Regions from separate parts of the Homo sapiens genome. Here region 1 is linked to region 2. A link is a loop called in an ENCODE intact Hi-C map of the cell type or tissue named here. Cell type or tissue: heart right ventricle. All regions are shown on one strand. Links, peaks and the distances in the headings refer to the core of each region. The heading gives the core; the rest is flanking DNA.

Evidence for each region. A loop is a pair of places that touch in the nucleus more often than their neighbours do. Peaks named below come from ENCODE experiments on the same cell type or tissue, not always from the same donor. Only the 100,000 strongest peaks of a DNase experiment are listed, where the experiment ranks them.
Region 1: it touches region 2 in a loop (3-fold over the local background); 14 of 110 quality-filtered maps call a loop at or near these places.

The regions. Positions count from the first base shown.
Region 1 is chr2:26,284,416-26,291,701 of GRCh38, reverse strand. HADHB (hydroxyacyl-CoA dehydrogenase trifunctional multienzyme complex subunit beta) reads right to left here. Exons shown (of 16, transcript NM_000183.3): 14 at 6,745-6,819; 15 at 6,131-6,295; 16 at 1,237-1,784. The coding sequence ends at 1,749. Among named protein-coding and RNA genes, the nearest start is that of HADHB, 43 kb to the right of the region's middle. In heart right ventricle, for the core only: no CTCF peak of the experiment used is centred there; no DNase peak of the experiment used is centred there.
Region 2 is chr2:26,219,268-26,226,841 of GRCh38, reverse strand. All of the region lies in intron 7 of HADHA (hydroxyacyl-CoA dehydrogenase trifunctional multienzyme complex subunit alpha), which reads left to right. Among named protein-coding and RNA genes, the nearest start is that of HADHA, 22 kb to the left of the region's middle. In heart right ventricle, for the core only: no CTCF peak of the experiment used is centred there; no DNase peak of the experiment used is centred there; H3K27ac peaks cover 527 bases.

The DNA.
Region 1 (7,286 bases), core at 2,202-7,201, 64 kb before region 2:
CCTCGGCCTCCCAAAGTGCTGGGATTACAGGCGTGAGCCGCCGTGCCCAGCCGAGTGGTCTTTACTCTTATTGATTTGTAGGAATTATTTATATATCCTGGATCCTTTTAAAGCTGTATCTACTATATTTGCTCCACTTTTAGTTTGTTTCTCCACCACTCTGTATCATCACATGAAGAATAAAAGTTCTTATTTCAACACAGGCAAATTTATAGATCTTTCATGATTAGTATTTTCAATGTTTTCTTCAAGAAATCCCTCTCTTCCTTCAACCTAAGGTCACAGGGTTATTTTTTTTCTAAATTTTAAGGTTTTTACATTTTATATTTAACTTATCTATACCTGATTTTTGTGATATATATGTAAATATAATGGTTTTCGTATTAAAAACTCACATTATAATTACCAAGGAAACCATGGGGAAACGATGCTGGGACTCTCAAATATCCTTTTAAGAGGTTAGCACTAGGTCTCCTGCCCAATCTGTCCCTGAACTACAGGGTAATTTTGATTCCCAGTAACTTTCATAGACCTAAGCAACAGTCACACAAATGTCCATAAAAAGAAGCTAGTGTTTCTTTAAACACTCGCATCCATGTTATTTTAGTACAGGGTAGTTTTCAAAAATCTGAGAGGATTTAGAGTAGTTGATCAAAATAAAAAACTTCTTTACACTTTATTTAAATCCTAGCTAACAGAAGCATCTCCAAACAGTGAAATAAACATTCTGCAGTTCAGCAGTGGGGAAAACAAAATGTGTTATTCTAAAACAGGACTGTCAGGCTGGGCGCAGTGGCTCACACCTGTAATCCCAGCACTTTGGGAGGCCGAGGCAGGTGGATCACCTGAAGTCAGGAGTTTGAGACCAGCCTGGCCAACATGGCAAAACACTATCTCTACTAAAACTACAAAAATTAACCAAGTGTGGTGGTGGGTGCCTGTAATCCCAGCTACTCGGCAGGCTGAAGTAGAAGAATCGCTTGAACCGGGGAGGCAGAGGTTGCAGTGAGCCGAGATTGTGCCACTGCACTCCAGCCTGGGCAACAGAGTGAGACTCCATCTCAAAAAAAAAATAATAATAATAAATAAATAAACAGGATTGTCTTTATCTTCCCAGCAGCCTCAGCATTGACCACAATAGTTAGAAGTTATAAATGAGTAATTAAAGGCAAAAATCTGGTCCTAAGCCAAGAGAACCACCCTCCCCTGATGAATAAAAAATGAGGTAAACAGTTCTCCAATATTTCTCCACTTTATTAACGCTGACCACCATATTTATGTATCTAAACATTTTTTATAAGTTTTCAGTGGTGTTTAGATTCTGAATTATTTTTCCATAATTAATTAGGCACGTTGGTTTGTATTTTATAGAGAACACATCTTTAGGACACAGATAAGAACAAGTATAATTTGCAAATATTACAAAGATGATTTCCAAATCTCAGTTGACCTCTTTCCCAACTGCAAACCCTCATTTAGTCTTTAGTGACAACAGAGACCAAAAACAACCACCCACACATCTCATGTGAGATTCTGGTGGCTTAGAAATCCCTGAAAGAGCAGTAAACTGATTATTGAAAAGCTCAGAACACTGGCAAGGCTTAAGTGCAAACTATTTAATAGAAGGCCACAAGAACTGTTTTCCTAAGAGGAGCTAGGAACTACAAATGTCATTTAGTAATGCATTGAAATGGCATTGCCTAGTGTGAGTGTTGCACAGAAACTTCAGGTCACTTCTTCTGGATCTATTATTTTGGATAAGCTTCCACTATCATAGCATGGCCCTGTAAAGAAAACAAAGTCCAATTAGAGCAATGAATGGTGATGAATCCACCTAGTACAGGGACAGCAGAGAACAAGGAGAAAAGTACAGGCTTTGGAGTGGGATCCTGGCTCTGCCAATCAATCACTGTGATCTTGGGAAAGTTTGTAGTCAGTCTAAACTGGAATTTCCTCTACAAAATGGGGCTCATAGTGTCTACTTCATAGAGTTTTTGTGGGCATCACATAACATACAGTATATTTGTATATGTGTGTATATATATACACACACATATATATTTATATACATTCATATATACATGTATACATATATGCATCAGGCTCTGTCTAGTACAGAATCTAATTCCTAGTGATGCTCTACAAATGGATGCTGTTAAAATGAGAAATCCAGGGGCTTTTTTAACTGTATAAACATAAACATGATACAGCAAATACCAATAAAAGTAAGTTTCTAGAGGGGAAAACTGAGGCTCTGAAAGGTTAAGTGACTCACCCAAATCACAAAGCTATTAAGGTAACAGGGCCAGGATTTGAAACCAGGTCTAGATGATTCCAAAGGCTGGGCTTGTCCCTTCTTCACTATTCTACACAGGTTAAGATAATGATCTGAGGGACCACAAAGGGAAGAAGTAGAATATCTTTCTTTTTTTATTTTTTTTATTTATTATTTTGGAGACCGTGCCTCGCCGTTGCCCAGGCTGGAGTACAGTGACGCGATCTCAGCTCACTGCAAGCTCCGCCTCCCGGGTTCACGCCATTCTCCTGCCTCAGCCTCCCGAGTAGCTGGGACTACAGGCGCCCGCCACCACGTCCGGCTAATTTTTTGTATTTTTAGTAGAGATGGGGTTTCACCGTGTTAGCCAGGATGGTCTCGATATCCTGACCTCGTGATCTGCCTGCCTCGGCCTCCCAAAGTGCTGGATTACAGGCATGAGCCACTGTGCCCGGCCAGAAGTAGAATATCTTTTATCCAGCACTATGCACAGTGCTATGTACTAGCTATGTCCTTAGTTTAGATGAGTCTAAATCCTAGCATAGAATTTTTAGACACCCTCTAAAAAACAAAAAAGTAAATAAAAGAAACTATTATTTACAAAGTGCCAAGTTGAACACTGCAGGTTTAAAGATTTGCCACATGGTCTTTGTCCTCAATCAAGTATACACTGGAGTTCAAAACAAACTGTTAAGTACTTGGTTTTTCTGTTTTTTTTGAAACAGGGCCTCCCTCTGTCACCCAGGCTGGAGTGCAGTGGCCTGAACACGGCTCACTGCAGCCTCAACCTCCCGGGCTCAGGTGATACTTCCACCTCAGCCTCCCGAGTAGCTGGGACTACAGGCACCCACCACCACGCCCAGCTAGTTTTTGTATTTTTAGTAGAGATGGGGTTTTGCCATGTTGTCCAGGATGGTCTCGAACTCCTGAGCTCAAGCAATCTGCCCACCTCAGCCTCCCAAAGTGCTAGGATTACAGGCATGAGCTACCACACCTGGCATGTTAAGTACATTGAAAAGGCACAAGCAGACAAAAAAAGAGCAGGGATAGGAAGGTTTGACTGACTTGGGGGTTGTCCTGAAAGAATTCATAATAAGGTAGACTACTCCTCTCTGGCTTGCTTATTTTATTTTTTATTTATTTTAATTTCTTTATTTGCTTTTTGAGACAAGGCAACTCTGTCACCTAGGCTAAAGTGCAGTGGCGTGAATACAGCGCACTACAGCCTCAACATCCCGGGCTCAAGCAATCCTCTCACCTCCCTCCTGAGTAACTGGGACCACAGGTGCGTACCATCATACCTGGCTAATTTTTGTATTTTTGGTAGAGACGAGGTTTTGCCATGTTGCCCAGGCTAGTCTCGAATTCCTGCGTTCAAGCCACCCAGCTGCCTTAGCCTCCCAAAATGCTGCGATCACAGGCATAAGCTACCGCACCCAGCCCTCTCTGGCTTTATTTTAAACACACTGTTTTCATGTTCCATGTTTTTTCTTGCTCTAGATCAGATTTGGCAACACCTGGAGATACTTTTGGTTATACCAACCGTGTGTACCTGGGGCAGAGGTGGGGAGGAGCTTGTTGCTACTGCTATCCGATGGGTAGAGGCCATGCTAAACACCCTACAACACACAGCCCCCCAAAACAAAGAATTGTTTGGCCCAAAATGTTAGTGCCAAAGTTGAGAAACCCTGCTCTAGATTCACCACGATGGATTTCTCCTCTGTCTCCAACCATGTTGGTATTGCTCACGTGGCTCTTGATCAAACAATGTCAAGTTTAATCTAGTTTCTCAGATGCATCTTATCTTCTCTCTTCATACTATAAACTTCTAGAAGAAAGGTGCTAGGTATTATTCCTTGTTCATCCATAAAAGCATCCAGTATTGTGTTATTTATACTCTACATGCTAGATAAAGAATTAGGGAACACATACTCAAATCTGCAGACATTACCCTATGTGGATTACGCACTATGCTCGTGAGTAATGTGTACAGGTTATCTCCCTGGTAGAAGCCTGGCATGAAGAGATAGAGGGATCGCTCTAGTCTTAATGGACCATGGTTTTCTGTAGATGAAGTTACACAGATTAAAAAGCATTTGTGATCATAAAGTCCAAAATGTTCCAACTGATAAATAACTGACCCCTTGGTTTCTGCAAAGTCTCTGAGGAAAATCCATGAAAAAGGGCTTTTAAACGTAAGATTTATTTCATTTACTTTATTTTTGAGACAGAGTCTCTCTCTGTCACCAGGCTGGAGTGCAATGGCGCCATCTCGGCTCACTGCAACCTCCACCTCCCGGGTTCAAGCGATTCCCCTGCCTCAGCCTCCTGAGTAGCTGGAATTACAGGCGCACACCACCACACTAGGCTAGTTTTTATAATTTTAGTAGAGACAAGGTTTCACCATGTTGGCCAGGCTGGTCTCGAACTCCTGACCTCAAGTGACCTACCCGCCTCAACCTCCCAAAGTGTTGGGATTACAGGCGTGAGCCACTGCACCCGGCCAGTTTATGCTTTTAAATATTTATTCATTTTGATCAGGAACAGGAAGTTTCTGTAATCTAGAGGAAGAGAAAATCTGTTCACATCGGGATTAAAAAAAAAAAAAAAAAACAAAAACAGGCCAGGCACAGTGGCTCATGCCTGTAATCCCAGCACTTTGGGAGGCTGAGGTAGGCGGATCACCTGAGGTCAGGAGTTCGAGACCGGCCTGGCCAATACGGTGAAACCCCGTCTCTACTAAAAATACAAAAAAAATTGCCCGGGCTTGGTGGTGAGCACCTGTAATCCCAGCTACTCAGGAGGCTGAGACAGGAGAATCGCTTGAACTCGCGAGGCAGAGGTTGCAGTGAGCCGAGGTGGCACCACTGCACTCCAGCCTGGGGGACAGAGTGAGACTCTGTCTCAAAAAACAAACAAACAAAAAACAAACTACAATCTTCCTTTTGGATTTTATTCCTAGAGTGAGATGCTACAGCAGTCAGGAAGTTGGGTCTCTAATGCAAGTGAAGTAGAAAGGAAAAAATCTGTCAACAATATATTTCCCCAGCTGAACAGCAGTAAGTTATCCAGAAGTAAATTAACTCCCCAGTTAAGGTATAATTCAGTTCTCTAGAAAGATAGTTTCTCTCTTGGAGAGATTTTATAAAGTCTTATGGTGACTAGATAAATAAAAGTTAATTATTAAAGAAGAAAATATATCAAGATGTTAATAATGTTAATGTCTGATGGGGAGATTATAGATGATTCTAACTTTTTCTATATACTTTTCATATATTCCACAATTTTCATAATCAGCATATATTTATAAGTAAAAAATAAACATTATATTGGGGAAAAATAGCTTGGGTTTAAATAGCTGTTTCCTTCCAAAGAATTATCAGAATTATGGCAGGGCATGGTGGCTCATGCCTGTAATCACAGCACTTTGGGAGGCCAAGGAGGGTGGATCACTTGAAGTCGGCAATTCGAGACTAGCCTGGCCAACATGGCGAAACTCTGTCTCTACTAAAAATACAAAAATTAACTGGACATGGTGGTGCACACCTGTAATCTCAACTGCTCGGGAGGCTGAGGCACGAGAATCACCTGAATCCGGGAAGTGGAGGTTGCAGTGAGCTAAGATATTACCACTGCATTCCAACCTGGGTGACAGAGCAAGACTGTCTCAAAAAAAAAAAAAAAAAACCCAAAAAACAAAAAGTTTTATCAGAATTACAGCTGTTATCCCTCCCCACTCCCCACCCCCAGGTCATCAAAAATATTGCTTTAAGAAGGTTTCAAACTAAATCATACATTCTAGTCATTCCAAGAAAATGACTCTCTGGAGGGTCCTATGACACCACTGTAACGTACCTGCCCTCCAGCTGCACACGCAGCCACTAAGCCATACTGGCCTCCTTCTTTCCGTAATCTGTTGGCAGCAGCCATGACCAACCTGCAGCCAGTGGCTCCAAATGGGTGTCCCAGGGACAGAGATCCACCCCAGTTATTAAACTTCTCCAAAGGAGGCAATCCAACCTGGCTCCCCCAAAGACACAAATGTAAAGATAAGTTTACTTAAGATCAGAATCAAGCTAGGCTCTTAGTACTACGAAGTAAGAGAGATAGAGGAAAATACGTAACGTCAGACATATTACAAATAATTTTACTGCAAAAGAAAGTAAGTCTAGGTCAATATTAAAAGTCAGGAGTCCATTTATTTTTCATCTAATGTCAGAATGCAAGGAACAAAAAACACAGAATTTTATTTTTGCTAAATAATTTCTATTTTTAAACTAAGAAATAAATATATTTAATGAAATACAAGAATTTCTACTTTTACACTAAGAAATAAATATCTTTAATGAAAGACAAAATTCTTCAAAAGAAAGAGAAGCTTTCCCTTCATATTCTTAAGAACAGGTAACTAAGATCCAATTATTAACGTGCTTTGAAAATTCACGCATTTTTTAAAATTAGAAACTCACCTTGGTTTTTCTACCCATGTAGTTTTCTGCAAACCAATCAGAATCCATGGCTTTAAAATTTGCCAAAATCTGACCCTGGAAGAGAAAATAATCGAATAAGAACCTCGTTATTCATGTTCCTCTACGCTTTCTTATAGGAATGGTTTGTGAAAGTTTAACAACTTTAGGTATGGTTTAAAGTTGAACAAATCGGCCAGGCACAGTGGCTCACATCTGTAATCCCAGCACTTTGGGAGGCCAAGGCGGGTGGATCATCTGAGGTCAGGAGTTCAAGACCAGCCTGACCAATATGGTGAAACCCTGTCTCTATTAAAAATATAAAAAAAATTAGTCGGGCATGGTGGCAGGCGCCTGCTTGTCCCAGCTACTCGGGAGGCTGAGACAAGAAAATTGCTTGAACCTGGAAGGCGGAGGTTGCAGTGAGCCGAGATCGTGCCACTACACTCCAGCTGGGGCAACAGAGCAAGACTCTGTCTCCAAAAAAAAAAAAAAAAGTAAAGTTGAACAAATCTTTGTATCAGTTTTCAATGGCAATTTCCTAA
Region 2 (7,574 bases), core at 1,685-6,684:
TTAGCTCTTACATTTTGGTCTGTGATCCATTTGGAGTATTTATGGATCATGCTATTAGTGTGGGATCTAAAAAGTATTTTTCTAACTCAATATCACTAAGATGTTCCTGTATACTTTCTTCTAGAAATTTTCTAGTTTTAGCTCTTACATTTTGGTCTGTGATTCATTTCAAGTTTGTATATGGTGTGAGGTAAGGATTGAGGGCCTTTTCTTCCCTTTTTGCATATGAATATCCAAATGTCCTGGCACCATTTGTTGAGAAGACTACTATTTCCTCAGTGAACTACTTTGATCCCTTGATCAAAAATCAACTGACCTTATCTGTTTGGGCCAATTGGATTTCCTATTCCTAGTTATCTATATGTCTTTTTGTTAAACCAATACCACACTGTCTTGATTATTGTATTTTTATAGGGAATCCTGAAATTAAGCAGTATGAGTCCTCCAACTCAGGTCCCTTCTTTCAAAATTATTTTGCTCATACTAGTTCCTTTGCATTTGTGTACAAATTTTATAATCATTTTGTCCATATCTACAAAAATACCTGCTAGGATTTTTATTGGAATTGCATTGAGTCAGTATATAAATTTGGGGAGAATTGACAGCTTAAAAATATTGAGTCATTTCATCCATGAACATGGTAAAGTTCTCTGTTTATTTAGGTCTTTAAATTTCTCTCAGCAGTGTTTGGTACTTTTCAGTGAATAGATCTTGAACACATTTTGTTAAATTTATGCCTAGGTATTTCATACTTGTAGGCTGTTTTACTTTTTTAACTTTAATTTCTCACTAGAATATAGAAATACAAAGATTTTTGGACATGGACCTTGTATCTTGTGGTTTAGCTAAATTCATTTACTAGTTCTAGTAGCCTTTTTTATTAATAGATTCCTGAGGATTTTCTACATAGATAATTATGTTGTCTGTAAGTAAAGACAGTTTGACTTCTTTCTTTCCAATATAGATGTCATTTGTTTCTTTTTCTTGACTTACCACAATGTCTAAGACCTTTGTACAATACTGGATAGAAGTCATGAGAACAAGTATTGTCAACTTGTTCCCAGTCTTAGGAGGAAAGCATTCAGTATTAAGTATGATGTTAGTTGTAGGTTTTTCATATGTGCTCTTTATCAGGTTTGCTGAGAATGAGTATTGAATTTTGTCATGCCTTTTCTCCATCTACAGAGATAATTGTGGGGTTTTCTTCTTTTTTAGTCTATTAATAATGTCAGTCACATTGATTTTTGAATATTGAACTAGCCTTGCTTCTTGGAATAAACTCCATTTTGTTGTCATATATTATAAAGGATTTTTATGTCATCATGAGGGATAAAGTCTCAAGGATAATTTTCTTATGATATTTTTGCGTGGTGTTGGCATCAGGATAATGCTGGCTTCATAAAATGAATTGAGAAGTGTTCTCTCCTCTTTTTTTTTTTTTTTTGAGATGGAGTCTCACCCTGTCGCCAGGCTGGAGTGGTGCAGTGGCGAGATCTTGGGCTAATTTTTGTATTTTTAGTAGAAACAGTGTTTCATCATGTTGGCCAGGATGGTCTCAATCTTCTGACCTCATGATCCACCTACCTGCCTCAGCCTCCCAAAGTGCTGGGATTACAGGTGTGAGCCACTGTGCCTGGCCTCCTCTTATATTTTCTGGAAGATTTTATGTAGAGTTGGTATTATTTCTTAAATACTTGATAGAATTAACCAGTAATTCCTGGGCTCCTAGTTTTCTTTGTTGGGAAAATTTTTACTTATGAATTCAATTAATAGATATAGGGCTATTCAGGTTCTCCATTCTAGAGTAAGCTACGATAGTAGTTTGTGTCTTTCAAATAATTTGTTCATCTATTAACAATTTGCCAAATTTATTGCAATAAAGCTGTTCATAATACTTGTCATTTTAATGTTTTTATACTCTATACTGATGTCTCCTCATTCATTCCTGATATTGATAGTTTATCAGCTGATAGGACTTTAATCACTTATAAAATACCTTCATAGTAACATCTAGGTTAATGTTTATTGAATAACTGGGCTGTAGCCTAGCCAAGTTAACATATCTGAAGACTATCATACTCCACCCCTTGTCTGTTTGACACCCATACACATCTCCTAAAGCCATACATAGTCTTCAAATAAAGGCAATGACAGGAGTCATACTTTATCCTGACATAATGCAATTCTCCTTTATACAACCAAAAATACACTAATCCTTTCCCTAGAAGAGGATGCAGAGTCCTTGGGTGAAATTCACTCTTCTCTCATATTCTGTAACATAAATGCTATGATATAAAGTTAACCATTATGGATACATCTTATATTAGATGATAAGGAGATAGAGAAGAAACACAAATATTTGGTTAATTATATATATTCATAACAAAATAAGAAATCCTCATAAATAGTACAGTATTCATTACTGTATTCAGAAATGAATATTTATAATATTTCCAGATCAGTATTCAGCTGATGTGGAAAGAGAACTGAGCTATCAAATATCAGAGTAAATAATTAAACAACCCAAAAGGAAAGTAACAGTGGAGCCTTTATTCACTTACTTTGATAGTTTACACAAAAGGCTAAAAACCAAAGAAAGTGCCAGCTCCTTTTTCCCCCCAGTACCGTTTTCCCCATGGAATGGTACACTGGTTGAGGATCTGGTAGATTAGCATACAAGTGGGGGACATCTCACTGTTGTGAAAGCCCTGAACAAAAGGTTCCTGCGGCTTTATGGACCCTGGGTGAGGAGAGTGGAGTAGACTGGGAGAAGTGTCTTTAAGATTTCCCATTCCGGCCAGGTGCAGTGGCTCATGCCTGTAATACCAGCACTTTGGGAGGCCAAGGCGGGCAGATCACCTGAGGTCAGGAGTTCGAGACCAGCCTGGCCAATATGGCAAAACCTCATCTCCACTAAAAATACGAAAATTAGCCAGGCGTGGTGGTACATGCCTGCATTCCCAGCTACTCAGGAGGCTGAGGCAGGAGAATCACTTGAACCCGGGAGGCAGAGGTTGCAGTGAGCCGAGATTGTACCATTGCACTCCAGCCTGGGCGACAGAGTGAAACTCCATCTCAAAAAAATAAATAAATAAATAAAAGATTTCCCCTTCCTCCTTTGACAAGGTCTCAGCAGAGGCACCTGAAGAAGGCCTCAGCCAAAGTCCCCATATAAAAAGACCTAGGAATAGAAGGCATCTAGGCTAGGAATGCACATTTGTGTAAGAGCTTAGCCAGCCCCAGAGACCCAAGTCCTTGACTGCAGCTCCCTCAGATGACACCGCAGTGCACTGGCTGTGTACCAGGTTTGGTGTGGAAAGGGTGATATTTCTACTCCCCTTTTCATATTCCCTTTGCCCTCAGGAAGTACCTCAGTTTGTCCTAGTTCTTTGCCTGGTGGGGTGACCTTCATTCCTAAAATGTCTTCTAGGCCACTAGCAGTCCCATGTGAACTGGGTTGTGATCTTCTACTGACTAATTAGAGGTCATGTTAGTACTAAGGGACACCCTAAGAGATCTGCCACATTTGAGACATACTCTTCCTTACCTCTGTTGTATAGTAGCAACCTAATATCCCCTTGGTAATCAGGATTAATCACCCCAGCCAGTACAGTACCCGCCCTCTGCTGCCTGTTGATTCCAAGGCATGAGGAGCCCAAAGTGGCCAGATGGCAGTTTTAACTAACAGTTCAGTAGAATCATTGTTGTGTCTCCTGGTGGAAGCATTCCTCCCTTTGGAACTGAGCCCTCTAGACAGGCAGAGCCCAAAGTTGCAGGGACAAGAAGCAGAAATTTTGCTGGTAGATTAGATCACTAGGGGTAATAGTGAACTGGGTAATTTCTGTTTGCTCTCCTTGATTTCTGGACTCACGAATCCTGGCTGTGGGAAAAGTAGCACCCTATACTGGAAGCTGACTTAAAACATAGCAGCATCCTGGAGGACATTGACTCTGCAAAATACTGCCACTTAGCTGGCACTGTGATGGAGTCTTCAGTAGTCCATCCCACCATTCTGTCAAGGCAACTGCTTCCCGGTGATGTAGTAAGATCAGTGTTTCGTGAGCATGGCCCATTGCTGCACTTCACTTACTGAGAAGTGAATTCCTTGATAAGAAGCAGTGCTTTGTGGGATACCATAATGGTGTGGGATACCATAAGGTACTCTATAAGTCCACAAATAAGTCCACTTACCACAAATTGGTAAGTGAAAGTCCATATTGCCTAAGCCCATGCATAACCTCCACACCCACCATCATGGCCACTGTTCATGAAGCAGTGATAAGAGTGACTGCGGAAAGATGCTGACTGCTATCCATAGAACGAGTCATCCCATCCACTTTGATCATTGAAATCCTCGGCTGAGGTCACTCTTTGATGAGCATTTAATGGGACACAAGTGTTTTCACATTATTTGCCTATTCAGAGAGGTCTATCCACTGACCTATTCCCCAGGTGTCCTTGTATATTAGTTTGCTAGGGCTGCCATAACGAATACCAGACTGAGTGGCTTAAACAACAGAAACTTAACATGTTTTCTCGCATTTCTGGAAACTGGAAGTCTAAGATCAGGTGTTAGCAGGTTTGGTTTCTTCTGAGGCATCTCTCTTTGGCTTGCAGATGGCACTGCTTTCTTACTGTGTCTGCACATCCCTGGCATCTCTTTTGTGTTTCCAAATTTTTTCTTCTCATAAGGATACCAGTCAGATTAGATTAGGGTACACCCTAATGGCCTCATTTTAACTTAATCGCTTCTTTAAAGGCCCTATCCCCAATTACAGTCACATTCTGAGATACTGGAGGATAGGACTTCAACATATGAATGAGGTAGGGGGGACACAATTCAGCCCATAACACCTTGCCAACAGTTTTTCATCTGTGTTCCCTGTAAGTTCCTTACCACCCAGGCAAACCGTTTGCCACGGCCTATGAATCAGAGTAGACCCTTAGCTCAGGCCATTTTTCTTTCTAGACAAAATGAACAACCGGGTGCACTGTCAGAAGTACTGCCCACTGGGAGGCTATCCCTTCACCACTGTCCTTAAGGGATGTCCCAGAAGGGACTGTAGTGTTACAGCTGTGCACTTCCAGGTGGTACCTGCGTATCACACAGAAATATCTACAAACCAGGCCTGAGTTTTTCTTTACCAATCAACTGGCCATAGAGAACTCCCCATGAGGCCATAGGTGCAGGCTGGAAGAGACAAAGAAGAACAGGGCCGTGGGGTATTTTGGCTACTTCCTCATGCAGCTTGTGCCTTTAGGGTCTGTTTAAGCCCAGTCTTACATATACCACTTCCATTTGATAATGGAGTGCTACCGTGTACACCCCACTTTATGGCTTAGTAGGTTAGACAACATCTGTTTCATGATCAGCAGCTCAGGTCACCAGTAACTTGATGCCCCATGGTTAAGCTTTGAGTCTCTGTGAAGTCCCACTAACAAGCCAAACACTGTTTCCCAAAAGGAGAGTAGTTATTCACAGAGGATGGTAGGGCTTTTTCTAAAATCCTAAGGGTCTGTGTTGTGATTCACCTAATAGAGATCTATTAAAGACTCCAGACAGCACCTCTGTCTGCTGCCGACACTTCAGGCGCCATCAGGTTTGAATCACGTGGCCCAAATGGCAGAACAGCTTCTCTTGTTCTGGGTCCCACTTAAACTAGCAGCTTTTTTAGTTACTCAGTAAATGGGCTGGAATAGCAACCCAAATGAGTAATATGTTGTCTCCAAAATCTGAAGCAGCCCACCAGGTGTTCTCCGTGTTTTTTTGTGGTAGGAGGGGCCACGTGCAACACTTACCCTTTGCCATAGAAGGGATGTCTTTGTATGCCCCAGACCACTGGATCCCCAGAAATTTCACTAACATGGGAGGCCCTGAATTTTGGAGGGATTTATTTCCCACCTTCTGACAGACACATGTCTTACCCCCAGTATGTCTAGAGTAGTTAATACTTCTTGCTCACCAGATCCATTCAGCATAATATCACAGTGTAATGAACCAGCATGATATCTTGTGGAAGGACAAGGTAATCAGGCTCTCTGTGGACTAAATTATGATATATGGTTGAAAACAATACACCCACCCCTAAGGTAAGACATTGAAGGTATATTGCTGAAAGCAAACTGCTTCTGGTGGTCTTTACTAACAGATACCAAGAAAAAAAAGCTTTTGTCAGATCAGTCACTGCATACCAGGTCCAAGGATGTATGTTAATTTGTTCAAGCAATAAAACGACATCTGGAACACCAGTTAGAATTGCAGTTGCCACCTGATTAGATGTACAGTAATCCACTGTCATTCTATAGGATCCATCTGTTTTCTGCACTGTCCAGAGTAGGCAAGTTGAATGAGAATGAAGTGGGAATCACCACCCCTACCGCTTTCAGTCCTTGATGGTGACACTAATCTCTGCAGTCCCTCCAGGATTGTGGTGTTGCTTTGGTTTACTCTTTTCTAGGTAGAGGCAGTTTTAGTGGCTTTTACTTGGCCTTTCCCACCATAGTAGCCCTTACTCTACAAGTCAGAGCATATAGTGATATTACTCATTGCTGAGTATGTCTGCTCCAATTGTACATTCTGAAACTGGGAAAATAACCGCAGGATGGGCTCAGGGACCTGCTAGGCCCACTGAGACAGACCTGAGCTAAAACTCCATTGATCACTTGACTTCATAAGCCCCTACTCTGACTGCTGGACCACAGCGAAGTTTGGGTCCCCTAGAATTAGTGTTAGTTCAGAAGCCAGTGTCTAGTAATCCCCAAAAAATCATTGTTTCCCCTTCTGCAAGGCAAATAGCCATAGGTCCCTTTGGGGAAGGGTAGGAGAAAGATAAACAGGAAAGTCTCCTCAAGAGGACACAGCTTCCCTTTCATTAAGGAGATTCTGGGTCTGTAAACTAGCTCATTTCTGGGAATTGCTTAAGGGGCCATGACTCTCTTCAGGTGATTCAAGTTATACTTCTGTTTACCAGACCTAGAATTCTTCTGCTTATACAGATCAAGTAAGAGTTAGTAGACTGCCCATCTATTTCTTTTTTAGGGACACCATGATCAACCACCCAATGCTATAGGTCTCAGCAAGTCAGACTATTCTGATTACTGCTTTGGCTCCACTATTTATTATGGTAACTATGCCCACCTTGATTTGGCATGGTGCTGCTACTTGGGCCCTGCCACCCCGGGATTCCTTTATCCCCATTGCATTTAGGGATCCCAGTTGATGGTAGCAGTTCCCACTGTAATTTCTGACCTACAAAGAGAAGCAACCACAGAGCAAAGATGCTGGGCCTCACCTCACAAATTGATTTCTCACAGTGGTGGTGAAGGGTGCGTCCTCTAACCCTTCCAGGGTGACCTGTCAGTTCTTTGCTCCTTTTTTCTTCTTCCTGCTTTCTTTTGGATTAATAATTTTTTATTGGCCGGGCACAGTGGCTCACGCCTGTAATCCCAGCACTTCGGGAGGCCGAGGTGGACAAATCACGAGGTCAGGAGATGGAGACCGTCCTGGCTAACATGGTGAAACCCCATCTCTACTAAAAATACAAAAAATTAGCCTGGCCTGGTGGCACATCTGT